2 separate regions of the Homo sapiens genome follow, and region 1 is linked to region 2. The links are chromatin loops, found by intact Hi-C in ENCODE. Cell type or tissue: dorsolateral prefrontal cortex. All regions are shown on one strand. Links, peaks and the distances in the headings refer to the core of each region. The heading gives the core; the rest is flanking DNA. Region 1 holds the start of LINC01535 (long intergenic non-protein coding RNA 1535). Region 2 has its middle 14 kb from the start of ZNF875.

Region 1 (13,801 bases), core at 1,130-9,129, 65 kb before region 2:
TATTTTAAAAGGCAGAAATAATTGAAAGAAAAAAACTGGATCTGAATCCAAAATTGATATTTGATGGAAGAGAAAAAAAATGAGACAAAGTTTAGTGATTCCAGAGGTGAAATAAGGATGACAAATAAACAATATTGTATATGAGAAATTGAAATGGCTATATATGTAAACTTAAAAGAACTGTGTCATTTGGGGTAATGAAAATGTGGCATGGGTAAAGGTTGTACAATTTTGTTTATATACTACAGGTCACTCAACTATACACTTTAAAAGGGTGAATATTATGCTGTGTGAATTTGATCTCAATTTAAAAACTTAAGGCTGGTTGCAGTGGCTCATGCCTGTAATTCCAGCACTTTGGGAGGCTGAGGTAGGAGAATGGCTTGAGGCCAGGAGTTCAAGACCAGTCTAGGTAACATAATGAGATCCCCCTCCCCTCATCTCTACAGAAAAAAAAAAAAATTAAAACAACAAACTTAAAAGTTGGTATTATAGACATTTTTATAATATATCTGAAAATCTGGAAAAAGTCTGTGATTTTTAATAAGTTGACGACATCAGAATTAACTGGAGGTGTAAAATCTTAATAGACCTCCCTCCAGAATAAACTTATTTAAAAAAATAAGACTGGCCAGGCATGGTGGCTCACGCCTGTAATCTCAGCATTCTGTGAGGCCAAGGCGGGTGGATCACCTGAGGTCGGGGATTTGAGACCAGCCTGACCAACATGGAGAAACCCTGTCTCTACTAAAAATACAAAAAATTAGCCGGGCGTGGTGGCTCATGCCTGTAATCCCGGCTACTCAGGAGGCTGAGGCAGGAGAAAGGCTTGAACCCGGGAGGCAGAGATTGCGGTGAGCGGGGATCATGCCATTGCACTCCAGCCTGGGCAACAAGAGTGAAACTCTCTCAAAAATAAATAAGTGAAATAAAATTTTTCTTAAAATATATTTTAAATGTCAAATTGCTACACTAAAAAAGACACCAAGGTAGAGATTTTTATAGGTGAAATCTATGAAATGTCTTAGGAAACTCTTCTAGGACATAGACTGAGATAGCAAATTATCTATTTTTAAAATTTGTCATAATCCTGATGTTACAACCTACTAGAACCCAAAACAATTTGTCCAGAATCAGTTATGAAAATACAGCATTATAAATTAGCAAATCAAATCTAGTAACCCATTGAAAATAAATATTTGTCACATTCTGAATTTAGGAAAAAACAATTCTGATAAATCAAACTTTCTACTTTCTGAAACTTGAAAATCAAATTGATTTAGATAAGATTGTATTTCTTAGTGTCTGAACTCAGGAACCAAATAGATGTGGATAGCATGGGATTTTTGGAATACAAGATAAGATAATTTACATGGGATTGCAAAAGTTCAAATAACTAAAGTTCTGTCAATGAAAATATATGCTCTAACCTCAACATCTTCTAGATGAACCCTTTTTTCTAGCAGTATTTGACAGGATGGGATATATTTTATAAATAAACTTGGACTATTATCCTATCTGCTGCAGTATCACTGTTCATTCATTTATGCCCTTTACTTCCTACTTGAAGGGTCTTTAAACATAGCCAACATATCCAATCATTGCTGTGCATTTTGGATGAGGGTGGATTGCGGGGCTGCATTCAAAGCCATCCTGGGCCACATGCAGCCTATGGAGCGTGGGTTGGATGAGCTTGATGTACCACGTTTTCTTTATCCAGTCTACCATTGATGGGCACCTGGGTTGATTCCCCATCATTGCTATTGTGAATAGTGCTGCGATCAACATACAAGTGCATTTGTCTTTTTGGTAGAATGATTTCTTTTCTTTTGGGTAGATACACAGTAATGGGATTGCTGGGTCAAATGGTAGCTCTGTTTTAAGTTCTCTGAGAAATCTCCAGGCTGCTTTTCACACTGGCTGGACTATTTTATGCTCTCACCAACAGTGTATAAGCATTCTCTTTTCTCCGCAGCCTCACCAGCATCAGTTGTTTTTTGACTTTTTGTTTGAGACAGAGTCTCGCTGTGTCACCCAGGCTGGAGTACAGTGGCATGATCTTGGCTAACTGCAACCTCCGCCTGTTGGGCTCAAACAATTCTCCCACTTTGGCGTCCCAAGTACCTGGGATTACAGGTACATGCCACCGCACCCACCTAATTTTTGTATTTTTTGTACAGATGTGGTTTCACCATGTTGCCTAGGCTGGTCTCAAACTCCTGGGTTCAAGCAATCCCCTACCTTGGCCTCCCAAACTGCTAGGATTACAGGAGTGAGCCACGGCACCCAGCTTATATTTGTGTATATGTTAAATTGTATATGTTATTTTATGTATGTGTATATATTAAGTTGTAGATTCACATATATAATTATATACACATATATTACATTATATGCACATATATTTGTTTACTCGTGCAATTTGTCCCAGCAGAAGTAAAAACTCATATAAGTAAAATAATATTTACAGGCCAGGCGTGGTGGCTCACATCTGTAATCCCAGCACTTTGGGAGGCTGAGGCGGGAGGATCACCTGAAGTCAGGAGTTTGAGACCAGTCTGGCCAACATGGTGAAACCCCGTCTCTACTAAAAATACAAAAATTAGCCGGGTGTGGTGGCGCATGCTTGTAATCCCAGCTACTCAGGAGGCTAAGGCAGGAGAATCGCTTGAACCCGGGAGGCAGGGTTTGCAGTAAGCCAAGATCACACCATTGCACTCCAGCCTGGGGTACAAGAGTGAAACTCCATCTCAAAAAAAAAAAAAAGTATTATTTTTGGTGCAAAAGTACTTTAACATCTTAAATGCTCATATAATGGAAGATACTTTAACTCTTAGAAAGAATGAGTTAGCTCCCTTTCTACTCTAAAGGTATCCTAATATCTTTGTACCTGAAGTGGTGTCTGATTCAAATTGTTATATTAAAAAAGGAAAATGCTTTATAATAATAATAATAATAAAAGAAACTTTATATAGTAGCCCTCCCTTATCTGCAGGAGATGTGTTCTAAGACCCGCAGAGGATGTATGAAACCGTGGATAGTATGACCCAATTGCTGTCGATCAGAACACATTTCTGTTTATGTTTTCCAAGCACAAATTTAATGTTTTTTTTTTTTAATCTTAACTAAGCACTTATCACACGTGGCTGTATTTTTTAGAGCTTGGGGTTCAACAAACAAGACTAGCAGAAATTTCTTTTCCTCCTTACACTTTCACAGCTAGAAGATTTGTTCTTACCATAGATCTTAGCAACCTCAGCACACGACTTATTTTCCTTATTCAGTCAAGAATTTTCACATTTTCACTTAAAGGAAACACTTTAGGGCTCCTCTTCTGCATATCTAAATTGACAGCATCACTACTCTTGCATTTTAGGGCCATCATTAGGTACAATTAGCGTCACTTAAACACAAGCGCTGTGATACTGCGGCAGTCAGTCTGATAACCAAGTTGGCTACTCACCGACTAAGGGTAGCGCATACAGCGTGCATCTGCTGAACAAAGGGGTGTTCATATCCCAGGCAGAATAAAGCAGGACAGTGAGATATTTCATCACGCTCCTCAGAACAGCCCACAATTTAAAGCTTATGAATTGTTTCTTTCGGGAATCTTGCATTTAATATTTTCAGACCACAATTTACTGTGGGTAACCGAAACTGTGGGAAGTAGAACCATGAATAAAGGGGGACTACTGTATATGCTTCTGTATGTGTGTAAATACTTACATGAATCGTGGAGAACATAATGGGAAGATGCTCATCATCTTGTTAACTCGTTATTTCAAGAGTGGAACTGGAGGGGGAATACTGCCTTTCCTTTATATTTATTTGTAATATTTCATTTTCATTATGAACATGTGTTATTTTAGTATTTTTAAATATTAATAAAGACAGGCAAAAACATGTAATTTTAATTCAAGGTGAAATCTTCAAGGCAATCATATATAATTAAACAGAGCAAATAAAACATTCTAAATCCTTGAAGGGAAAGGGGAAAAGAAAGCACAATGTAAAAACCAAGTGAATCTAAACGCAACAATATATCATAATGCCTAAGTTCGTGGGACCAATTCCAATCCAGTCCAAGGAAGCAGAGACTGGCGAGCAACATTCCCTTTCAGGCCCCTGCAGGGTCAAGAGCATGCTCCTGGAATAGACTGAGAAACTAGGGCAGGCTAAGTGAGGTGCCAGGAATAAAGACACCGCCTGACTGACACATTCTCCACTCTCCCTACACCCGCTCCTCTCACCAGCGCTTCCATCAGGCTCCAATTCCTCCCTCTTCCCAAGAGCCTCAGATTGAAACCTTGCAAGGAAGACACCCATTCTCAAAGTCACAGGCTTGGTAATCTGAGCGGCAAAGGTGAATGATCTCGTGCTCCCCCTAATCCCCACTACTCCCCTCGCCACTGCTGCCTAGCACCAGCCCCTCCTCCATAATTTGAACTGTCCTCCCAGGACTTGGAGGCGGGTCGGCCCAAGCACTTCTTACTGGCCAACATGGAGCAAACCTCCCCTCTCTTGCACATCCATTGGCTAAAAGATCTGTCTACTTAAGTCTGACTGCCACCTTCCCTTCTTTCTGTGCTGCCTGGATAGGACTGTCAGCTGGTCGCGTTTCCCATTGGTCACCGTTTCCGGAAGCCCGCCCCCACGTTTCCGGGAGCCCGGCGGACGCTGGGTCTGCAGATGCCATCCAGGCGCACGGCGGGTATAGTGGTTCCGCAACCTTGGGATGTTCGGCTGAGCGCCTGCCTAACATGGGAGCGCCTGCCTAACCCTCCTGACTGGAGGGTCAGCGGCGGGGAGTCCTGGCCTTCAATCGGCCATCGCCACGGCAGAAACTGGGGCCCGGGCTGCGTCCAGGCCCTTCCCCGTCCGTCCACAGGTCTCATGGGCGCCCGGACTGGGGCTGATGTAGTTTCCCGACCTCTGACACATAGGATCTGGAGATTAAAGGTATAAAAACGGGGACTTTTCAGCCCACTCAAGTAAAACACCCTTTTATTTTTCGGCAGGTGTTTTGTTGCAGAATGCCCTGAGGGGAGGGAGTGACTGCTGGGTTTCGGTTTATAAAATAAAATAAACTCCTGATTTAGATTATGTTTAATATGGCTCCCCAACCTTTAAAAATCCCACTTTTTGCCAGTTGTATTATTTAGTGGGATGTTGAAGGGGGGGGCCTGCGCCTCCACACCTGTGGGCGTTTCTCCTCAGGTGGGATGAAAGACTGAGAAAAGAAAAAGACACAGAGACAAAGTATACAGAAAGAAAAGTGGGCCCAGGGGACCAGCGCTCAGCATATGGAGGACCTGCGCCAGCACTGGTCTCTGAGTTCCCTCAGTATTTATTGATCATTATTTTTACCATCTCAGAGAGGGGGATGTGGCAGGACAGTAGGGTAATAGTGGGGAGAGGGTCAGCAGGAAAACATGTGAACAAAGGTCTGTCATAAACAAGGTTAAGAAAAGGTGCTGTGCTTTGGTGTGCGCGTACGCAAACATCTCGGTGCATTAAAGAGCAGTATTGCTGCCAGCGTGTCTCACCTCCAGCCTTAAGGCAGTTTTCACCTATCTCAGTAAATAGAACATACAATCGGGTTTTACACGGAGACATTCCATTGCCCAGGGATGAGCAGGAGACAGATGCCTTCCTCTTACCTCAACTGCAAAGATGCCCTCCTCTTTCACTAATCCTCCTCAGCACAGACCCTTTATGGGTGTCCGGCTGGGGGATGGTCAGGTCTTTCCCTTTGCTCTGTTACCAGGCTGGAGTGCAGTGGCACAATCTCCACTCACTGCAATTTCTACCTCCCAGATTCAAGTGATTCTCTTACTTCAGCCTCCTGAGTAGCTGGGATTACAGGCGCGTGTCACCACGCCCAGCTAATTTTTGTATTTTTAGTAGAGATGGGGTTTCACCATGTTGGCCAGGATGATCTCGATCTCTTGACCTCATGATTTGCCCGCCTCGGCCTCCCAAAGTGGGTTTTGATTTTTTTTATAGTGGTAATGATTCTGTCTTCTTAACTCCTTTAAAATCTTAGTCAGTGGGCTGGGCGCTGTGGCTCATGCCTGTAATCCTAGCACTTTGGGAGGCCGAGGCGGGTGGATCACTTGAGGTCAGGTGTCTGAGACCAGCCTGGCCAAGATGGTGAAACCCCATCTCTACTAAAAATACAAAAATTAGCCGGGCGTGGTGGCGGGCACCTGTAATCCCAGCTACCCAGGAGGCTGAGGCACGAGAATCACTTGAACCTGGGAGGTGGAGGTTTCATTGAGCCGAGATTGTGCCACTGCACTCCAGCCTGGGCATAGAGCAAGACTCAGTCTAAAAATATATATATATATATATATATATATATATATATGTTGGTGGATCTCTTACTTTCACAGGATTTATTTCATAGTGTGAATGAGACACCTCCTATAGGCTCCAGGTTGCTAACTTCATGAGGTGTGAAGATTCGGTGCTTTATAAAACAGCCCCCACATTCTTCATAGGCCTGTCCTTAATTCTCAGCACCCCTCTGCTTCTGACATTGTACCTAAAATTAAGTTTTTTGTGGTTATATGAGAGCTCTGGAAATGCCCAGCATTAGCCACTAATGTTTCCGTTTGATATTTCCCCATATCTTAATAGTGACCCTCAATCCATTACTCAGATGGGTGTCCTTTTCTTGGATGTCTGGAAACTAATACCAGCTATCCCTGTGACCTCCCTGCTGAGCCACCATTTTGTCTTTTCTCTTTTCTTGTCTACAATTGTGTTCGTAACCCTCAGCTCTTTCATGAGCAGCCTTGATGCTTTCGACTGCTTCTAACTCTGAGTTTATTACCCGCAGTTTCCATGAGCCAAGTTTAGGGGCCTGTGAGACCGTCCCATGTAAATTTTCACATTCCTCTAACCAAAATGTAGTGTTTCCTTCCATCCAGAATGTAGGCCGTAGACCCCGTGGGTATGGGGCATTGTTAACAGTGAGACCACAGCAGTTTTTATGTCATCTGACAGCATCTCCAAATAGCCTTCATGGTTGTCACTGCTTCCCAATGACAATTCCAAATAACAGTTCCCAGTGATGACTTGCTACTTGATATTGTTACTTAATATGTTAAGGTGGCTGTTGTAGGCACTATTACTGTGTAAGAAATTACACCAAAATTTAGTGGCTCAACACAATCATTATGTTTGTGGATTCTCATGCTCATGGTCAAGATTTCAGACAGGGCACAAGAGTGGCCTGCTGTCTCTGTCCATGATGTCTGGCTTCAGCACGGAAGACTCAACAGCTGGGGGCTGGAACCATTTGGAGGCTTGTTCCCTTATATCTGATACCTGGCTTGGGATGTTGGAAGATGGGGCTCAGCTGGGACTGAGTGCCTACATGTAGTGTTTCCATGTGGCCTTGACTTCCTTACAGCCTGGCAGTCTCAGGGTAGTCAGAATTCTTAGGTGGCACAGGTTCCCAGGGCAGATGCTGAGTGGTCTTTTATGAGGTAACACAACAAATCCACCCAGGATCGGGGAGACAGGACATCGATTCTGCCTCTCAAAGGGAGGAGTGGCCATTTTTTAAAAATTGCCACAGCAACATGCCTATTAATATATCAGAAAAATTTGAAGTATCCTGATAGCTGCATTTCTTTTTTTTTTTTTTTTTTTAAACGGAGTCTCTCTCTGTCATCCAGGCTGGAGGAGTGCAGTAGCACGATCTCGGCTCATTGCAACCTCCGCCTCCCGGGTTCAAACGATTCTCCTGCCTCAGCCTCCTGAGTAGCTGGGACTATAGGCACACGTCACCATGCCCAGCTACTTTTGTATTTTTAGTAGAGACAGGGTTTCACTATGTTGGCCAGGATGGTCTCGATCTCTTGACCTCATGATCTGCCCACCTCAGCCTCCCAAAGTGCTGGGATTACAGGGGTGAGCCACCACTCCTGGCCAATAGCTGCATTTCTAAGTAATTAGTCTCCTTTGAAATTCTATGAATTTTATTTCCTGTAGTTTACAGCATTATTTTGAGAAGGGATCAAAGACTCTTCCATATATCAGAAGGATCCTGGACAGAACAAGCTCACTGCCAACCATTTCCCCCAATATATACATGTATATATGTATTTTTTTTTTTTTTTTTTTTGAGACACAGTCTCACTCTGTTGCCCAGGCTGGAGTGCAGTGGTGCAATCTTGGCTCACTGCAGCCTCCGCCTCATGGGTTTGAGCGATTCTCGTGCCTCAGTCTTCCAAGTAGCTGGGATTACAGTTGTGCACCACCACTCCTGGCTCATTTTTTCTATTTTTAGTAGAGACTGGTTTCATTGTGTTGGCAGGGCTAGTCTTGGACTCCTGGTCTCAGTGATCCGCCCGCCTTGGCCTCCCGTAGTGCTGGGATTATAGGCGGGAGCCACCATGCCCAGTCCATTTCCCCCAGTATTTGAAATGCACAGTTTCTGCTCTGGTTCATTGGTCAGGGCAGGACTTTCTCGTTTGCCTTAAACCTAACAGTAGTTTAGAAATTGGCCTGTAACTTTTTTTGGCATGATTTCCTTCTGTTTGTGCTGATATTTTTCTCACCTCAATAAGGATAGGAGCTTCTTTTCCTTTTTTTTTTTTTCCAGGTAGAATCATGTTTTCTTTTAATTGAATACTTAACTCACAATGTTTCCTGTTTTGCAGCTGCTCTGCTAATAATTAGGTTCCCACCTCTCAAGATCATTAGGAGCTTCTTTTCCAATTCCTCTGTTTTGCATGCATTGGAAGGTAAGTTTCCTTGTAAACCAGATTTTGGACTCTGCAGGCTTTGCCAAATGGCCTTTTTACCCTCATGTATATTGCATTTTCTTTGGATAGTCTCATGGATTCTCAAGGATATTGTATTCCTGTATTTTACCATTCATGAGTTTAGAAGTGTGTTTACTTTCCTGAGTTTTCATTTTCTTTTTCTTCTGTCATATGTAATTTACAGAGCAAATACCTACCAGAATGGATAACTTGAGAGATGTGGAAAGTGAGTTTCTTTGCGCTTATCTAGTGAGGGTGATTTTTAGTCAATAAGCATTTGGTATATGCCTGGGAATCCAACAGCTGCTATTTAGATTCAGAGCCAGCCTTTATTTATCAGCTTTCTGATGCTGAACCCATCAGTGAACTTCTCTGTATATTTGATTCATCATAAGGAAAATGGTGACGCCGAGGGTGACTGATTTCCAGGTTTACATCGGTTGCCCCAGGGGAAGTGCCTGGCCCCCATCTGGTCCTTGCTGCTCTAACTTTGCCCTGTTAATTGAAGAAATGCAGGTATAAACACTTCCTGGGTTGTTGCTGGCATTTATTGTCCTCACAGTTTACAGAGAAGCCCATATTTTCAGCCTCTTCCTCTGCTTTCTGTCATTTCTGAACCATCTCACCCGACCTGGTGTAATTTTCATTGTGTGTGAGTTTGCACAGATGTAATTTGGGCCTACATGTGTCCAAAGCCTAATGCCCACCTCCCACCTCCACTAGGATCTGGAGCTCAGGACCCACTACCTCCCCGGCCCACTGCAAGCTTGAACATTTGATGGTGGACACCCCTCCCTGACTTTGTATTATGGTGGGTTCTCTTGGGTCTTGTTCTCTGTGGGTCTGTCCTGCGCTATACTGTGTGGAGCCGGGGGGATTTTCCCTGTGTTCCCAAAAGAGGGTCACAAGGAGTTTTTGAGCAAAGAGGGGCTGATAGTTCTTAAGGGTATCCCACAGAAGGGAGAGGCCAGACATATTCAGGAAAATCTTGTTTTTTTATTCTTGTAGGTCCAGATTTTGGATGAATCTCTATAGAGATTGAACAGATAAGGCTCACCTTTCAATAGTTACACCAAGAAAGGCCTAGGTGGTGACTTAAGCTATGGTTTTGGGCAGCACGAGAGTGGTCAGGTGGACAGTAGGGAAGTCTACATGTAACCCAAACGGAAAAGAGAAAAGGCCCCTGAGAAATCAGGGCAAAGTCCCACAGTGTCTCTTTCCCCATAGTGTCACTGGTGTGGGGGTTACCTTCCCACTATGTCTCCCAGAAGACATGAGGGCACAGACTACAGTGCCTGTGGACAGAGGAGCTGTGGGGATGGAAGTGTGATTGCTTCATTCAAATGCACGCCCCGGTGCGTGTGCGTCTCTTCTGATGCAGCTCCCCATGGGTAAGCTCTGTGCTTCTCCACACAGTGGATCAGGAGTGGAAACATTCTGTCTGTTTAGCACTTGACGGTTTGGTGGTGACCTGATGTCATGGTGATAATAGAGGCAATGATCCTAACAGCTTAGAACTGTTCAGCTTGGCCGGGCCTGGTGGCTCACACCTGTAATCCCAGCACTTTGGGAGACTGAGGTGGGGGTATCACCTGAGGTCAGGAGTTTGAGACCAGGCTGGCCAACATGGCGAAACCCCGTCTCTACTAAAAATACAAAAATTAGCCGGGTATGGTGGCACACGCCTGTAATCCCAGCTACTTGGGAGGCTGAGGCAGGAGAATCGCTTGAACCCGGAAGGTGGAGGCTTCAGTGAGCTGAGATCTTGCCATTGCACTCCAGCCTGGGTGACGGAGCGAGACTCTGTCTCAAAAAAAAAAAAAAATTGTTCAGCTTGTGGGTAGGTATTTGGGAAACATTATATGTATTACCTAGTCTTAGTTATCTGCAGTGGTTTTGTTATTTTTTGCATAAACTGCTGAGAATGTTTAATAATTGTAGATGATAGATCACTAGTCACTCTAAAATCTTCCCATTTCTTGGTCTAGAGCTGGGGCTGGATCCCTCAGCAACGAGGAGACCTGAAAACTAGAGGAAAAAAAGCAGGTCCTCCCTATAAACCACTCATCTGTGCTCTCTTCCAATTTATTCTCCTTTTGTGTACATCATTTTAAGGGGCTATAATCATCTTGTTCAGACCTCAGGATATAAAATGACCCATCTGTAGACCTCCAGCCGTATCCCAAAGTTGTCTGTTTTGTTTTTTTTTGAAATTCCTGACAAGTTTCAGTTGTAGCTGTGCCCTGAGGAAACATTCCCGATTCCCGGAGTAGCTTCCAGGTTAAAGTCCTGTAGGCTTCTTCTGTTTTTAGAAATTCCTATCAGAGAAAGACCTGATTTTGGATTTTTAGCTTTAATGCTTGTGAAAAGCTATAAAAATAATTTTCTACGCCTAGCTTTGAAGTACTGTTAGTGAGAAATTAAAATTCCTTCAGGAGGATTAAACTGCCATTTCTGTTACCCTAATTACAAAAGTTTTGGTTGTTAGAATTTTCTTTACTGTTCATGAAGAAGTATTTTATATTTTCCTTCGACATTCATTCTCTTTAGCAGGTAATTTTGAACTTTAGTTTCTTAAATACCCAAATTTGGTTTTTCCTCAGTCTTCTCTCTGCTACAGATTTCTAACTTAACAGGAAAGGCAGTTTTCCTCAAAAAGGGCAAAGAACAGCGGGAACAGTAGAGGGCACCTTCAACCCCAGCATGGAATTGACGTTCCTGCTTCAAAATGAACCATCACAGCAATCTTGGCTTTTTGATTTGGACCCTCATTTCTCTTATAATTTGAACTTATATTGGAGAGAAGGGGCCTGTCTCTTAAGCCAGCTAGTTTTTGTACTGGATATTTATATATCATTTCATTTGTTCCTTAGTGTTTTTTCATTTCTATTATGATTTGTTCTGTGGGATGTGACTTACCGGTGTGTTTTTCACGTTTATAAAGCTGAATACTTCTGTATGTCAGCTTAGCACCCCTAGCATCAGCCATGCTACTCTCCTGCTGTGCATAGATGGGGGCCTGTCCCCCTGCTGAATCTCCTGGGTTCCTGCTGTCAACACCTGAAGGTACCCACCAGATGTGTCTGTCACTTCCCTCCATCCACCTCTCTTGTGTTTCTCATGTTTCTGCCTCCCTAGAGACCATTTCTCTCTAGAGCAGTGCTTTCCAATAGAAATACAATGCCAGACACATACGTCATTTTAGATTTTCTAGTAGTCACTTTAGAAAAGTTAAAAAGAGGCTGGGCATGGTAGCTCACACCTGTAATCCCAGCACTTTGGGAGGCTGAGGTGGGCAGATTAGCTGAGGTCAGGAGTTCGAGACCAGCCTGGCCAACATGGTGAAACCCCGTCACTACTAAAAATACAAAAATTAGCCGGGTATGGTAGCAGGTGCCTGGGATTACAGCCTCCCGAGTAGGCTGAGACATGAGAATCACTTGATTCTGGGAGGTGGAGGCTGCAGTGAGCCGAGGTCATGTGCACCACTGCAATCCAACCTTGGCAACAGAGCAAGACTTTGTCTCACACAAAAAAAAGAAAAGAAAGAAAAGTTAAAAGGGAGCAGGTGAAATTAATAATGTGTTTTATTTCACCTAAAATGTTAGTATTATCCAGAATATCACTTCAACGTCTTATCAAAATAAAAATTATTAATGAGATAGTTTGCATTCTTCCTCTTTTTTGAGATGGGCTCTTGCTTTTTTTTTGGCCCAGGCTGGAATGCAGTGGCACCAGCATAGCTCACTGCAGCCTCAAACTCCTGGGCTCGAGATCCTCCTGCCTCAGCCTTCCTAGTAGTTAGGACTACAGGCACACACCACCATGCCCAGCTAATTGTTTTTCTTTTTTGTTTGTTTGTTTTTCTTTTTTTTCTTTTTTCTTTTTTTTTTTTTTTTGAGAGGAAATCTCACTCTGTCACCCAGGGTGGAGTGCAATGGCATGATCTCAGCTCATTGCAACCTCCGCCTCCCAGGTTTAAGTGATTTTCCTGTCTCAGCCTCCCAAGTAGCTGGGACTACAGGCGTGCACCACCATGCCTAGCTAATTTTTTTGTATTTTTAGTAGAGACAGGGTTTCACTATGTTGGCCAGGCTGGTCTTGAACTCCTGACCTCAGCTGATCCACCCACCTCGGCCTCCCAAAGTGCTGGGATTACAGGTGTGAGCCACTGCGCCAAGCCTTTTTTTTTTGAGATAGGGTGATAGGGTCTCACTCTGTCACCCAGGCTGCAGTGGTATGATCTTGGCTCACTGCAACCTCTGCCTTCCAGGTTCCAGTGATTTTTCCCACCTCAGCTTCCCTATTAGCTGGGACTACAGGTACACGCCACCACACCTGGCCAATTTTTTGTATTTTTTGTATACATAGGGTTTCACCATGTTGGCCAGGCTGGTCTCGAACTCCTGACGTCAAGTGATCCATCTGGCTTGGCCTCCCAAAGTGCTGGGATTACAGGCGCGAGTCACCGCACTTGGCCTTAGCAATCTTTCAAGTGCTCAGCAGCCACATGTGGCAGTGGCTGCCTTATTGGACAGCGCAGCTCTGAACGGTGATTTTATGTACATCCCCACTGCTCTCTCTGCCTCCTTTATTCCCATCTACCCCACACCCCTGATGTCTATTGGAGGGAGTCTACTGGGAGTGTGGAGGCTTTCCTGTCCCTAGCATGGATGACATCAGCAGGTGGTGATGAAAGTGATTAAACAGCATTCTCATCACAAAAAAAAGTCAAGTATTTGAGGTAATGGGTTGGTTAATTTGATTTCATCATTCCACATCGTAATGAAAAGTCATACCATCATTTTATACCCCATAAATATATATAATTTAGAAGATAGATAAAAATCAGCCAAAACAATTCTTTGAAATATTTTTAAGCAAACATGTACAATTTATGGGGTACAATATCATTTGTTAGTATATATAATTTTTTTTTATGGGGAGTCAGTTAACACAGGAAACAGCCCCTTGAAAGGGAGATACCCCCACACCCCTGGAGTAGCCCCTGGAGGACTATC
Region 2 (15,534 bases), core at 25-8,024:
CTGTGGTCTCTAAGAGTCAAAACCAAAGCCAAAAGAAAAAGACAACCCCGCCCCCCGCGAAACAACAACAACAACAACAACAACAACAACAAACACCACCACCAACCCACCTTTCACGAGAGGAGTCCTTGAGAAGAGCCTCTCCAGCCAGAACCAGGTAAAGGAATCTGTGCACTTGGCGGGACCCAGAACACACAGTGGCAGGGACTTGACAGCCACACTCTTACCCCATAGAATCTCCACCACTGACACACAGATCAGGATGTGTCACCCTGAGAGATGACACCACAGTTCTGGGCTTTCACAGATTGATTCCACACTCTCTCACTGATTCCACACACATCCCATTACTCACACCAGATTCCCTCATCACTGACCCTACATACCTACAATCATTGATTCCATGGACCTCATCACTATCCCAAAGACCACCTATCACTAATCTACAGACCCTCCCCTGTCACCCCAGGGACCTCAGATTTCCCATCCCCGATTCCAGGATGTATAGAACCTCATCTCTTACCCCCACAGACCTATTGATAAGAGAATACACTCATGGGAGACTGTGTTGACCATTTTACACATCCATTGTGTGTGTGTGTGTGTGTGTGTGTTGATTAATGGACTTAGGTAAACTTTAGCATTTTGGTAGGCAATGCAGTTTTTCAATGCCTTTTCATTTTCTTTCTTTTTCTTGTACATCTTTAAAGGCCTTACTCCAGGCAGTGTGAATTGCAATTTATTAATGCCTATCCCTTATTGAGTCCTTGTCATACATATTTGTTATTGATCATAATTCACAATTCTTATAACTCAGAGACACCAAAGACTCGCATAAAAAGAATGGATGTGGGTTTTTATTTATTTATTTATTTATTTTGGTTTCTGTAGATTACAAAAGTCATTCATTTATATCAAGTCACGAAGTGTATGCTTTGTTTTCTAAAAAAAATTCTAATTAAAAAAAATTTTTTTTAGACATGGTCTCCCTCTTTCACCCACGATGGAGTGCCGTGGTATAATCATGGCCACCACAGCCTCGACCTCTTGGGCTCAAGAGATCCTCCCACGTTAACCTACCTAGTAGCTGAGACCACAGGCATGCACCAATACGCCCACCTAATTATTATTATTTTTTTTATAGATATGTGGGTCTCACTATGTTGCAGAGACAGGTCTCAAACTCCTGGGCTCAAATGATACTCCCACCTTGGCCTCCCAAAGTGTTGAGATTACAGGTGTGAGCCACTGCACCCAGCTGATAAAATCTTAAAAAGAGTAAAATACTTTGGCATCTAATGGAAAATTTCCACTGAGATGATGCATCAGAAATTAAGGTAGAATAAGATGGTCCTAGGGCATCTGAAACAACGGAAACTCAATCTTGGACTGGGTATGGTGGCTCATGCCTGCAATCTCAGAACTTTGGGAGGAAAAGGTGGGGGACTCACTTGAGGTCAGAAGTTCGAGAGCATTCTAGCCAACATGGTGAAACACTGTCTCTACTAAAAATATAAAAATTAGCCTGGAGGTTGCAGCGAGCTGAGATCGTGCCACTGCACTCCAGTCTGGGCAACAGAGGGAGACTCTGTCTCAAAAAAAAAAAAAAAAAAGAAGAAGAAGTAGAATAAACAAAATCTTAATTTATTCATCAAGTATAAAAATGTGGACTAGACTCTGGAGGAATAATACATAAAAAGACATAGGCACTATTTTTTTTTGAAGTTTTATTGAGAAATATTAATAACATATCACAGAAGCCACCCATTGAAAGTGTAAAATTCAACGGTTTTCAGTATATTTGCACAGTTGTGCAAACAGCACCACAGTAAGTTTTAGATCATTTTCATTACCTTGAAGTAAACCCCATATCCCTCCAGTTCCCCCCAACTCCCCTAACCCCGGGCCACCACTAATCTACTTTCTGTTTCTATGTATTGGTCTATTTTGGATATTTTATTTAAATGGAATTACACAACATGTGGTCTTTTGTGACTGGCTTCTTTCACTTAGCATCATATTTTCAAGGTTTATTAAATGTTGCATGTGCAGAGGGGGCACTTTACATAAGGATAAACCTGGGAGTGGGTGCGTACTGATTTTGAAACTTCACTCCAAAATTGTAAAAGGGAAATGATTGATTTCAAATAGAGGAAAAACCTGTTCAAGCTAAAATCCTCCGTTTTCACCAGTTTGTAATGTGGGGTTTTATTGCGAAGAATGGCAAGGTTTTTATACATATTTTCTGCAAATTCTCCCTGTGTTTGGGAACAGTCACAGAATGTGGAGGTATGGGCTTCTGGACTCTGTGGCTGGAGATTCGAGTCCAGGAGAACTCAAGTCTCAGGGTAGGCAGAGAATAACAGTGCAAGAGTGCCAATGGAACCCTTTGAAATGGAAAATTTAAAATGTTCCCTCCCAAAGGAGTCCCAGATAACCACACAAAAGAGGAGTTTGCTGAGTCAGTCCGTCGCGATTCTCCAATAGGATGCAGACAGACTGGGAAAGAAGAAAGTTTATTTCTGCAACCGATTACATGGAGAAGGGCCAAGTAACTCACCAGACCAACTCAAAGTTACAAGTTTTTTTCTAGTGTTTATAGACATCTTAAGGTCCACGGTATGTGTGGGACTGCACCTACAAGCAGAAGTGTTGCATTCAATCAACATCTAATCTTTAACTAGGGCCTAGGGTCTGGAAAGATTTCTCTAGAGTCTTGGAAAGTTTCTGAATCTTAAGACAGGCTGAGGTGAATGTGTAAGAATGCTATTATTATTCGATCAGACTTTAGGATCTGAGAAGACCAAGGCAGGGTCTTAATGGGTTCGTTTTCGCATTCCATCCCTGATACTCAGGCACCAGTTTCTCCATTTCTTCAACGTTTAACTTATGCATTCATCAAAATTATAGTAAAGGGTTAGTGGAAACTGTTCTGGTTGCTAATGGAAACCTGGCCTGCCACACTGTGATCGGAACTAAAGCCCACTACAGAACACTGAAAATGCCTGCAAAACACTGACTTTACTGACAAGTCAATTAAATTACAGAAAAGCAAGTTCACCTCCCTGCCCGCTCTGTCCTCCGGAATTGCTAGGTAGAAACGTGCACATTGTCCTAGGTTCAGTTTTGCAAAGACGGAGTCCGTCAGAGAAAGCATTTGTTTGATTTCATGCATTTGTGTTTCCTTTGTCCATTTCCTTTATATTTATTTATTTGTTTATTTATTTTTTTGAGACGGAGTTTCGATCCTCTCGCCCAGGCTGGAGTGCAATATCGCGATCTCGGCTCACTGCAACCTCCCCCTCCCGGGTTCAAACGATTCTCCTGCCTCAGCCTCCCAAGTAGCTACGATTACAGGCATGTGCCACCACGCCCGGCTAATTTTTGTTTTTTTAGTAGAGACGGAGTTTCACCATGTTGCCCAGGATGGTCTCGAACTCCAGAGCTCAGGCAATCCACCCGCCTCGGCCTCCCAAAGTGCTGGGATTACAGGCGTGAGCCACTGCGCCCGGCCTATTTTATTTTAAGACGGAGTCTCACTCGGTCGCCCAGGCTGGAGCGCAGGGGCGCGATCTCGGCTCACTGCAACCTCCGCCTCCCGGGTTCAAGCGATTCTTGTGCCTCTGACTCCTGAGTAGCCGGGATTACAGGCGCCCGCCACCACGCCTGGCTAATTTTTGTATTTTTAGTACAGACGGAGGTTTCGTCATGTTGGCGGCCGGACTGGTCTCGAACTCCTGACCTCAAGTAATCCGCCCGCCTCGGCCTCCCAAAGTGCTGGAACTACAGGCGTGAGCCACCGCGCCCGGCCCCATTTCCTTTTATTTTATTCTTTTCAGACGGAGTTTCGGTCTTGCCGCCCAGGCTGGAGGGGAGTGGCGCGATCTCGGCTCACTGCAATCTCCACCTCCCGGGTTCAAACGATTCTCCTGCATCAGCCTCCGGAGTAGATGGGATTACAGGCGCACGCCACCACGCCCGGCTACATTTCCTTTATTTTATTTTTTATAATTTACTAACCTGGTTTTTTTTTTTTTTTTTTTTTTTTGAGACGGAGTCTCGCTCTGTCGCTCAGGCTGGAGTGCATTGGCGCGATCTCTGCTCACTGCAAGCTCCTCCTCCCGGGTTCACGCCATTCTCCTGCCTCAGCCTCTCCGAGTAGCTGGGACTACAGGCGCCCGCCACCACGCCCGGCTAATTTTTTGTATTTTCAGTAGAGACGGGGTTTCACCGTGGTCTCGATCTCCTGACCTCGTGATCCGCCCGCATCCGCCTCCCAAAGTGTTGGGATTACAAGCTTGAGCCACCGCGCCTGGCACTAGCCTGTTTTTTGATAACAAGACTGGCGGTGCACAAAGTTGGGTCTCTGTGTTCACCGGGAGGTGGGCATTGGCCAGGTGGGACGGTCTCCAGCGCCTGGTGCAAATCTCCACCAAAGTGCAGGAAACAGCATCAACTATTACTGCAAAGTTTTGGTTTGGCGCAGCGGGTAGACGTTCCAGCGCTGAAATGCGCAAGAAAGTTTTTGCTGCGCATGTAGGCGGGTCAGGCCCAAGCGCTTCTTATTGGCTAATGTGGAGCGAACCTGCACATCCATTGACTGAAAGCTCCGTCTATTTGAGGCTAACCGAGAGCGTCCCTTCCTTTTGTGTTGCCTGGAAACAGACTGTCCGCCTACTAACATCTGATCGCGTTTCCCATTGGTCGCCGTTTCCGGAAGCCCGCCCTCCCGTTTCCGGAAGCCCGGCACAGGCTGGGTCTGCAGATGGCGTCCGAGTGCACAGTGGCCAGTGTGATTCCGCAGTCTTGGGCTGTTCGGCCAAGCGCCCACCGGACGTGGGACGCTGGAGGGTCAGCAGCGTGGAGTCCTGGCCTTCAGCGTCCGCGGCTGGGAAATCGGCCATCGCCACGGCGGGAACTAGGACTGGCTGCGTCCCGGCCCTTCCCCATCCGTCCACCGGACTCGTGGGCGCCCGCACTGACTGTGATGTAGTTTCCTGACCTCTGACACGTATTGTCTCAAGATTAAAGGTAAAAACGGGACTTTTTCAGCCCACTCGGGTAAAATGCCCTTTTATTTCTAGGCAGGTGTTTTGTTGCAGAACGCCTCGAAGGGAGGGAGTGATCAGTAGGTTGAAGTTTATTAAATAAAATACATTACTAGTTTATATTATGTTTATAATAAAGCACCCCAACCTTTAAAAAAAATCTCACTTTTTGCCAGTTGTATTATTTAGTGGACTGTCTCTGATAAGGACAGCCAGTTAAAATGGCATTTTGTTGTTGTTGCTAATCAAACCAATTTTTAGTTTTGGTGGTTGTCCTAACAGCAGCAACTTCTCAGGCTTTATGAAATCATATTTGTTTTCTTTTTTTTTTTTTTTGAGACAGAGTCTCGCTCTGTCGCCCAGGCTGGAGTGCAGTGGCGTGATCTCGAGTCACTGCAAGCTCTGTCTCCTGGGTTCACGCCATTCTCCTGCCTCAGCCTCCCGAGTAGCTGGGACTACAGGCGCCCGCCACCACGTCCCGCTAATTTTTTGTATTTGTAGTAGAGACGGGGTTTCACTGTGTTAGTCAGGATGGTCTCTATCTCCTGACCTCGTGATCCTCCCGCCTCTGCCTCCCAAAGTGCAGGGATTACAGGTGTGAGCCACCGCGCCCAGCTTATAAAATCATATTTCTTGTGGAAAATTTCTGTGAAAGGCACAGCGAGTTAGTTTGGAATTGTTTTAAAGGAAGTAAGTTCCTGGTTTTGATATCTTAGTAGTAGTATTTTCCCCAATGTCTTTGAAATCTAATTTTTGGGGCACGTATGTAGAGTAACTTTTGTGAAAGAAACAACCAGTTAAGGAGGTTTTGGGATTTCCTTTATGAACTATAATGCTGGTTTAGATTTTTTTTTTTTTTTGAGACGGAGTTTCGCTCTTGTTGCCCAGGCTGGAGTGCAATGGTGTGATCTTGGCTCACTGCAACCTCCGCCTCACGGGTTCAAGCTATTCTCCTGCCTCAGCCTCATGAGTAGCTGGGATTATAGGCATGCACCATCATGCCTGGCTAATTTTGTATTTTTAGTAGAGATTGGGTTTCTTCATGTTGGTCAAGCTGGTTTCGAACTCCCGAGCTTGGGTGATCCGCCCGCCTGGGCCTCCCAAAGTGCTGGGATTACAGGTGTGCTCCACTGCAGCCGGCATATATATATATATATATATATATAATAAAAATGGTAATGACACTATCTCCTAAATCCTTTAAAATGTTAATTGGTGGATCTCTGACTTTTGTAGTATTTATTTCATAGTGTGAATGAGACACCTATAGGCGGCAGGTCTCTATCTTCATGAAGTGTGAAGATTTGGTGCTTTATAAAATAGCCCCCACATTGTTCATAGGCCTTATTCTTGATTCTCAGCTCCCCTCTGCTTCTGACATTGTTACTAAAATTAAGCTATGTTTTTGTGGTTATGTGAGAGCTGTGGAAATGTCCAGCATTAGCCACTAATGTTTCTCCTTGATATTTCTCCATATCTTAATACTGACCCTCAATCCGTTACTCAGATGGGTGTCCTTTTCCTGGATGTCTGGAAACTAAGACCGGCTATCCCTCTGACCTCCCTGCTGAACAACCATTTTTTTCCTCTCTCTCTTCTCTTGTCTACACTTGAGTTGGTAACCTCAGCTCTTTCATGAGCAGCCTTGATTCCTTTGACTCCCTCTAACTCAGAGTTTATTTTATTTATTTATGTTTTTTTGAGACGGAGTCTCGCTCTGTCACCCAGGCTGGAGTGTAGTGGTGTGATCTCAGCTCACTGCAAGCTCCGCCTCCTGGGGTCACGCCATTCTCCTGCCTCAGCCTCTCCCAGTAGCTGGGACTACAGGCACCCGCCACCACGCCCAGCTAATTTTTTGTATTTTCAGTAGAGATGGGGTTTCACCGTGGTCTCGATCTCCTGACTTCGTAATCCACCCGCCTCGGCCTCCCAAAGTGCTGGGATTACAAGTGTAAACCACCGCACCCGGCCATAACTCTGAGTTTATTACCTGCAGTTCCATCAGCCAAGTTTAGGGCCCATGAGAAGGGCCCATGAATGAAATTTTCACATACCTCTAGCCAAAATATAGTGTTTCCTTCCATCTTGAATACAGGCTGTAGAGCCCTTGGGTATGGGGCATTATTAGCAGTCAGACCACAGCAGTTTTTATGTCATCTGACAGCATCTCCAAATAGCCTTCATGGTTGTCACTGCTTCCCAATGACAATTCCAAATAACAGTTCCCAGTGATGATGTGCTACTTGCTATTGTTACTTAATGTGTTAAAGTGGCTGTTACAGACACTATTACTATGTCAGGAATTACACCAAAATTTAGTAGCTCAAACCATCATTTTATTATGTTTGTGGATTCTCATGCTTATAGTCAGGATTTCAGACATGGCACAAGGGTAGCCCACTTGTCTCTGTTCCGTGATGTCTGGCCTCAGCACAGAAGACTCAACAGCTGGGGTCTGGAACCATCTGGAGGCTTGTTCCTTCACATCTGATACCTGGCTTGGGATGTTGGAAGAGGGGGCTCAGCTGGGACTGAGTCCCTACATGTAGTGTTTCCATATGGCCTTGACTTCCTTACAGCCTGGTGTGGGGAAAAGAAAGAGGGATCAGACTGTTACTGTGTTTGTGTAGAAAGAAGTAGACATAAGAGACTCCATTTTGTTCTGTACTAAGAAAAATTATTCTGCCTTGAGATGCTGTTAATCTGTAACCCTACCCCCAACCCTGTGCTCACAGAAACGTACTCTGTTGGCTCAAGGTTTAATGGATTTAGGGCTATGCAGGATGTGCTTTGTTAAACAAATGCTTGAAGGCAGCATGCTTGTTAAAAGTCATCACCACTCCCTAATCTCAAGTACCCAGAGACACAAAACACTGTGTAAGGCCGCAGGGATCTCTGCCTAGGAAAGCCAGGTATTGTCCAAGGTTTCTCCCCTTGTGATGGTCTGGAATATGGCCCCGTGGGAAGGAAAAGACCTGACGTTCCCCCAGCCCGACACCTGTAAAGGGTCCGTGGTGAGGAGGATTAGTAAAAGAGGAGGGCCTCTGCACTTCAGATAAGAGGAAGGCATCTGTCTCCTGCTCGTCCCTGGGCAATGGAATGTCTCTGTGTAAAACCCGATTAACTGCTCTTTAATGCACCAAGATTTTTATGTATGTGCACATCAAAGCACAGCACCTTTTTCTTAACCTTGTTTATGACACAGAGATATTCACATGTTTTCCTGCTGACCCTCTCCCCACTATTACCCTATTGTCCTGCCACATCCCCCTCTCTGAGATGGTAGAGATAATGATCAATAAATACTGAGGGAACTCAGAGACCAGTGCCAGCATGGGTCCTCTGTATGCTGAGCGCCAGTCCCCTGGGCCCACTTTTCTTTCTCTATACTTTGTCTCTGTGTCTCTTTCTTTTCTCAGTTTCCCGTCCCACCCGACAAGAAACACCCTCAGGTGTGGAGGGGCAGGCCATCCCTTTCACCTGGCAGCCTCAGGGTAGTCAGAATTCTTAGGAGGCACAGGGCTCCAGGTCAGATGCTGAGTGATCTTTTATGAGGTAGCACAGCAAATCCACCCAGGATCGGGGAGAGAGGACATCGATTCTGCCTCTCAAAGGGAGGAGTGGCAAGAAATGTTGAGCCATTTTTTAAAACTACCACAGCAACATGCCTATTAATATGTCAGAAAAAATTAAAGCATCCTGATAGCTGCATTTCTAAGTAATTGGTCTCCTTTGAAATTCTGTGAATTGTGTTTTTGGTAGTATATGGCATTATTCTGAGGAGGGGTCAAAGACTCTCCCGTATGTTAGAACGGTCCTGCACAGAACAGGCTAACCCCCACCCACGTCCCCCAGTGTTTGAAATGCATAGTGTTTGCTGTGGTTTATTGGTCAGGGCAGGAGTTTCTCATTTAAATTGGCCTGTAACTTTTTTTTTGGTCTGATTTCCTTCTGTTTGTGCTGATATTCTCACCTCAATAGGAATCAGGAGCTTCTTTTGCTGTTCTTCTGTTTTGGATGCATTGGAAGGTAAGTTTCCTTGTGAACCATATTTTGGACTCATTTTGTAGGCTTTGCCAAATGGCCTTTTTACGCTCCCATTTTGCATTTTCTTTGGATATTCTCATAGATTCTCAGGGATATTTTCATATTTTACTATTCATGAATTTAGAAGTGTGTTTACTTTCCTGAGTTTTCATTTTCTTCTTTTTCTTCCGTTGTATGTAATTTACAGAGCAAATACCCACCAGAGAGAATACCGTAAGGGATGTGGAAAGTGAGTTTCTTTGCGCTTATCCAGTGATTGATTTTCAGTCAATGAGCATTCAGTATATGCCTGGGACTCTGGCTTTATTTATTAGCTTTCTGATGCTGAACCCATCAGTGAACTACTCTGTATATTTGATTCATCATGAAATGGTGACACCCAGGGTGGCTGATTTCCAGGTTTACATCAGTTGCCCCAGGGGAAGTGCCTGGCCCTTGTCTGGTTGTTGCTGCTCTAACTTTGCCCTGTTAATTGAAGAAATGCAGCTGTAAACACTTCCTGGGGTGTTGCTGGCATTTACTGTCCTCACAGTTTACAGGGAAGCCCATATTTTCAGCCTCTTCCTCTGCTTTCTGCCATTTCTAAACCATCTCACCCGATCTGGTGTAATCTTCATTGTGTGTGAGTTTGCACAGATGTAATTTGGGCCTACATGTGTCCAAAGCCTAATGCCCACCTCCCACCTCCACGAAAATCTGGAGCTCAGGACCCACTACCCTCCCCCACCCACTGCAAGCTTGAACATTTGATGGTGGAAACCCCGCCCTGAGTTTGTATTATGGTGGGTTCTCTTGGGTCTTGTTCTCTGTGGGTCTGTCCTGCGTTATAGTGTGTGGAGCCGGGGGGATTTTCACTGTGTTCCTAAAGGAGGGTCACAAGGAGTTGTTGGGCAAACGGTCTGATATTTCCTTTTTTTTTTTGAAACAGAGTCTCACTCTGTTTCCCAGGCTGGAGTTCTGTGGCACCGTGTTGGCTCACTGCAACCTCCGTCTCCTGGGTTCAAGCAATTCTCTTGCCTCAGCCTCCAGAGTAGCTGGGATTACAGGTGCCCACCACCACGCCTGGCTAATTTTTTAATATTTTTAGTGGAGACGGGGTTTCATCGTGTTGGCCAGGCTGGTCTCGAACTCCTGACCTCAGGTGATCCGCCCGCCTAGGCCTCCCAGAGTGCTGGGATTACAGGTGGGCACCTGGCCAAGGGGCTGATATTTCTTAAGGGCTTTCCCCAAGAAGGAAGAAGCCAAACCTACTCAGGCAAATCTTGTTTATTTATTCTTCTAGGTCCAGATTTGGAACAAGTCTCTCTAGAGATTGAACAGGTAAGGCTCACCTTTCAATAGTTACACCAAGAAAGGCCTAGCTGATGACTTAAGCTATGGTTTTGGGCTGCACGAGAGTGGTCAGGTGGACAGTAGGGAAGTCTACATGTAACCCAAACGGAAAAGAGAAAAGGCCCCTGAGAAATCAGGGGAAAGTGCCACAGTGTCTCTTTCTTGATGATGTCACTGGCATGTGGGTTACCTTCCCACTGTGTCCCCCAAAGGACATGAGGCCACAAACTGAAGTGCCCATGAACAGAGGAGCTGTGGGGACGGTGGTTTGATCGCTCCGTTCAAATGCACACCCCGGTGCATGTGCATCTCTTCTGATGCAGGGCCCCAGTGGGTAAGCTCTGTGCTTCTCCACACAGTGGATCAGGAGTGGAAACATTCTGTCTGTTTAGCGCTTGATGGTTTGGTGGTGACCTCATGTCATGGTGATTAGAGCCAATGATCCTAACAGTTTAAAATTGTTGAGCTTGTGGGTAGGTATTTGGGAGATAGTATGTGTGTTACCTAGTGTTTGTCATCTGCAGTGGTTTTGTTACTTTTTGCATAAACTGCGGAGAACGTTTACTAACTGCAGATGATAGAGAAATCACCAGTCACTCTAAAATCCTCCCATTTCTTGGTCTAGAGCTGCGCCTGGAACCCGCCGCAGGGAGGAGACCTGAAGACCAGAGGAAACACAGCAAGTAGGCCCTTTAAACCACTCACCTGTGTTGTCTTCTAATTTATTCTGTTTTATTTTGTTTCCATCATTTTAAGGGGTTAAAATCATCTTGTTCAGACCTCAGCATATAAAATGACCCATCTGTAGACCTCAGGCTCCAACCATACCCCAAGAGTTGTCTGGTTTTTTTAAAATTACTGCCAGGTTTCAACTGCAGATATCCCTGGAAGGAATATTCCAGATTCCCTGAGTAGTTTCCAGGTTAAAGTCTTATAGGCTTCTTCTGTTTTGAGGAGGAGTTCCTGTCAGAGAAAAACCTGATTTTGGATTTTTAGCTTTAATGCTTGTGAAACGCTATAAAAAATAATATTCTACCCCTAACATTAAAGTACTGTTAGTGAGAAATTAAAATTCCTTCAGGAGGATTAAACTGCCATTTCAGTTACCCTAATTCCAAACGTTTTGGTTGTTAGAATTTTCTTTAATGTTCATGAAGAAGTGTTTTATATTTTCCATCAAGATTGAACCTCTCTCTCTTTTTTTTTTTTTTAGACAGAGTCTCGCTCTGTTGCCCAGGCTGGAGTGTAGTATGGCGATCTCTGCTCACTGCAAGCTCTGCCTTCCGGGTTCACACCATTCTCCCACCTCAGCCCCTGGAGTAGTTGGGACTACAGGCTCATGCTACCACACCTGGTTAATTTTGTTTTTGTGTTTTTAGTAGAAACGGGGTTTCACCGTGTTGGCCAGGATGGTCTGGATCTCCTGACCTCGTGATCTGCCCACCTCAGCCTCTCAAAGTGCTGGGATTACAGGCCTGAGCCACTGTGCCCGGCTGTTTTTTCATTTCTATTATGATTTGTTCTGTGGAATGTCAGTGACTTAGCGGTATGTTTTTCACATTTTTATAAAGCTGAATAGTTCTGTATGTCAGCTCAGCACCCCTAGTGTCAGCCATGCTACTCTCCTGCTGTGCATAGATGGGGGCCCGTCCACACCCGAATCTCCTGGGTTCCCGCTGTCAGCACCCGAAGGTACCCACCAGATGTGTCTGTCGCTTCCCTCCATCCACCTCTATTGTGGTTCTCATGTTTCTGCCTCCCTAGAGACCATTTCTCTCCAGAGCAGTGCTTTCCAATAGAAATACAATGCCAGACACATACGTCATTTTAGATTTTCTAGTAGTCACTTTAGAAAAGTTAAAAAGAAACAGGTGAAATTAATGTTTTATTTCACCTAAAATGTTAGCATTATCCAAAATATCACTTCAACATCTTATCAAAATAAAAATTATTAATGAAATCATTTACTTTTTTTTTTTTTGAGACAGGGTCTTGCTTTGTTGCCCAGGCTGGAATGCAGTGGCACCAGCATAGCTCACTGCAGTCTCAAACTCCTGGGCTCAAGAGATCCTCCTACCTCAGCCTTCCAGGTAGTTTGGACTACAGGCACACACCACCATGCCATGCTAATTTTTTTTTTTTAAAGGCTGGGTCTCACTCTGTCAGCCGGGCTGGAGTGCAGTAGCACAATCTTGACTCACTGCAGCCTCGATATCTGGGGCCGAAATGATCCTCCCACCTCAGCCTCCCAAGTAGCTGGGACCACAAACATGTGCCACCACGCCTGAATAATTTTTGTATTTTTTTGTTAAGACAGGGTTTCAGCATGTTGTCCAGGCTGGTCTTGAACTCCAGAGCTCAAGTGATCCACCCACCTTGGCCTCCCAAAGTGCTGGGATTACACGCGTGAGCCACTGCACTTGGCCTGATTTTTTTTTTCTGAAGAGATGAGGTCTTGCTATGTTGCCCAGACCGGTCTCAAATTCCTGGCTCAAGCAGTCCTCCTGTCTTGGCCTTCCAAAGTGCTGGGATTACAGATGTGAGCCACCACACTGGCCCATTCTTTCTTTTATACTGAGTATTCAGAATTTTTTTAAAATGTGTTTTCCACTTACAGCATTTCTCAGGTTGGACTAGCCATCTTTCAAGTGCTCAGCAGCCACATGTGGCAAGTGCCTGCCTTATTGGACAGCACAGCTCTGGAGGGTGATTTTATGTACATCCCCACTGCTCTCTCTGCCTCCTTTATTCCCATCTACCCCACACCCCTGCAGTCTGTGACTATCGTGTCCCTCCTCTCTTCCTGTCTCTTGTAATCCTTTAATATGGAGAATTATTTCCAATTCCTTAACATCCTGCCTGATTTTTTTCTGTCTTACATTCAAGGGTCACAGTTTTCCTCTCACCCTCATTTCAGTCTTTTCCCATAACATGTGACGTGCCTTTTTGTCTTGGTTGGGTATTTATTTGCAATACAAGAATGATTGTTTTCTTTGATACATTAGTGACTCACATACTTTTCATGTTTTTTGAGTACCTCTTTCTTGAAAGAATTTCAAATTCTAAAGTTAAATTAGAAAGCTTTTTTTTTTTTTTTTTTTTTGAGTTGTAGTCTCGCTCTGTCGCCCAGACTGGAGTGCAGTGGCGTGATCTCATCTCACTACAAACTCTGCCTTCCAGATTCAAGTGATTCTCCTGCCTCAGCCTCCCGAGTACCCGGGATTACAGATGTGCACCACCATGCCTGGCTAATTTTTGTCTTTTTAGTAGAGCCAGAGTTTTGCCATTTTGGCTAGCCTGGTCTTGAACTCTTGACCTCAAGTGATCTGCCCGCCTCAGCCTCCCAAAGTGCTGGGATTACAAGGGTGGGCCACCATGCACAACCTAGACAGCTTATTTTATTTTATTATTATAATTTTTTTTTTTTCGAGATGAAGTCTTGCTCTGTCTCCCAGGCTGGAGTACAATGGCAGGTCTCGGATCCCTGCAACCTCTGCCTCCTGGGTCCAAGCAGTTCTCCCTGCCTCAGCCTCTCGAGTAGCTGGGATTACAGGTGCCCACCACCATGCCCAGCTAATTTTTGTATTTTTAGTAGAGACAGAGTTTCACCATGTTGGCCAGGCTGGTTTTGAACTCCTGACCTCAGGTGATCCGCCCACCTCGGCCTCCCAAAATGCTGGTATTACAGGCATGAGCCATTTTCCCTGGCCAGGAAACTTATTTCAAAAGGTGTGTATAGAGCCCCTTATGTTTCTACTTGATTTTTAAATGACAGGTCTATATGTTTTAGGATGTAATATCTCACTGTGTGTTGCTTTGCATCATTGAACATTTTTGGTAATTATTTTTATTTTCTATATATTTTAGAGATTTCATTAAACTAATACGGAATTTCATATTCAGGGGCAGGCATAGTGGCTCATACCTGTTTTCCCAGCACTTTGGGAGGCCGAGGCGGGCAGATCACCTGAGGTCAGGGGTTTGAGACCATCCTGGCCAACATGGCAAAACCCCGTCTCTACTAAAAATACAAAATTATTCGTGTAGTGGTGCAGGCCTGTAATCCCAGCTACTTGGGAGGCTGAGGCAGGAGAATCGCTTGAACCCGGAGGCAGAGGTTGCAGTGAGCCGTGATCTTGCCACTTCACTCCAGCCTGGCCCACAGAGCAAAACTCCTCAAAAAAAAAAAAAAAAAATCATACTCGCTCGTATCAAAAATGAAAATTTATTTTTACAAATTTCTATGTGAGTGATAGAATTATTTTAATGTCAGAAAGGTTCATAAGAAATGGGTGTAGTGATTGTGTTCTTTCCTGTGCTCGAATGGAAAATGATGAGGGAACACAATGTTAGAGTTGCAGTGAGAAGGGGCGGAAAGACCAGGTGCGGTGGCTCATGCCTGTAATCTCAGCACTTTGGGAGGCCAAGGCGGGCGGATCACCTGAGGTCAGGAGTTCAAGACCAGCCTGACCAACACGGAGAAACCCCATCTTTACTAAAAATACAAATTAGCTGGGTGTGGTGGTGCATGCGTGTAACCCCAGCTATTTGGGAGACTGAGACAGGAGAATCACTTGAACTGGGAGGTGGAGCCTGCAGTAAGCCAAGATCGCACCATTGCACTCCAGCCTGGTTAACAAAAGCAAAACTCTGTCTCAAAAAAAGAAAAAAAGAGAAAGGGTGGAAAAGAGGGATTCCAGAGTGCCAGGCACACAGATTTTCTGGAAGGTTTACATGAGGACTGCTGTGGTTTGAATGTGTTCCCCAAAGTTCATGTGTTGGAAACTCAACCCCTAATGCAACAGTGTTGATCAGTGGAACCTTTAAGAGGTGATTAGGTCATGAAGGCTCTGCCCTCATGAATGGATGAAGGTAGGGTGGGTTAGTTATCTTGGGAGGGGGTTCCTGATAAAAGGATGAGGTTGGCTTCCTCCCTTTCTGTCTTTCCCCTTCTCCCTCTCACATGTGGTCACTCTCTTGCCCTTTTACCTTCCAGCATAGGACAACACAGCGAGACCTTCACCAGATGCAGGCCCCTCACTTTCCCAGTGTTCAGAACCATAAACCAAGTGAACCCTTATAAATCACCCAGTCTGTGGTATTCTGT

The links. A loop is a pair of places that touch in the nucleus more often than their neighbours do. Peaks named below come from ENCODE experiments on the same cell type or tissue, not always from the same donor. Only the 100,000 strongest peaks of a DNase experiment are listed, where the experiment ranks them.
Region 1: it touches region 2 in a loop (5-fold over the local background); 2 of 110 quality-filtered maps call a loop at or near these places.

Annotation. Positions count from the first base shown.
Region 1 is chr19:37,247,224-37,261,024 of GRCh38, forward strand. It overlaps ZNF383 (zinc finger protein 383), which reads left to right. Exons shown (of 6, transcript NM_001387601.1): 6 at 1-1,517. It overlaps LINC01535 (long intergenic non-protein coding RNA 1535), which reads left to right and starts at 4,662. Exons shown (of 3, transcript NR_110719.1): 1 at 4,662-4,959; 2 at 8,676-8,759. In dorsolateral prefrontal cortex, for the core only: no CTCF peak of the experiment used is centred there; DNase peaks (open chromatin) are centred at 4,209 and 4,638; H3K4me3 peaks cover 2,281 bases; H3K27ac peaks cover 1,063 bases.
Region 2 is chr19:37,313,156-37,328,689 of GRCh38, forward strand. It overlaps a transcript of ZNF875 not described here. Among named protein-coding and RNA genes, the nearest start is that of ZNF875, 14 kb to the right of the region's middle. RefSeq lists a silencer at 4,489-4,588 and enhancers at 4,769-4,978, 5,090-5,987, 7,060-7,708, 7,709-8,357. In dorsolateral prefrontal cortex, for the core only: a CTCF peak has its summit at 4,763; DNase peaks (open chromatin) are centred at 3,866 and 4,716; H3K4me3 peaks cover 3,039 bases; H3K27ac peaks cover 2,033 bases.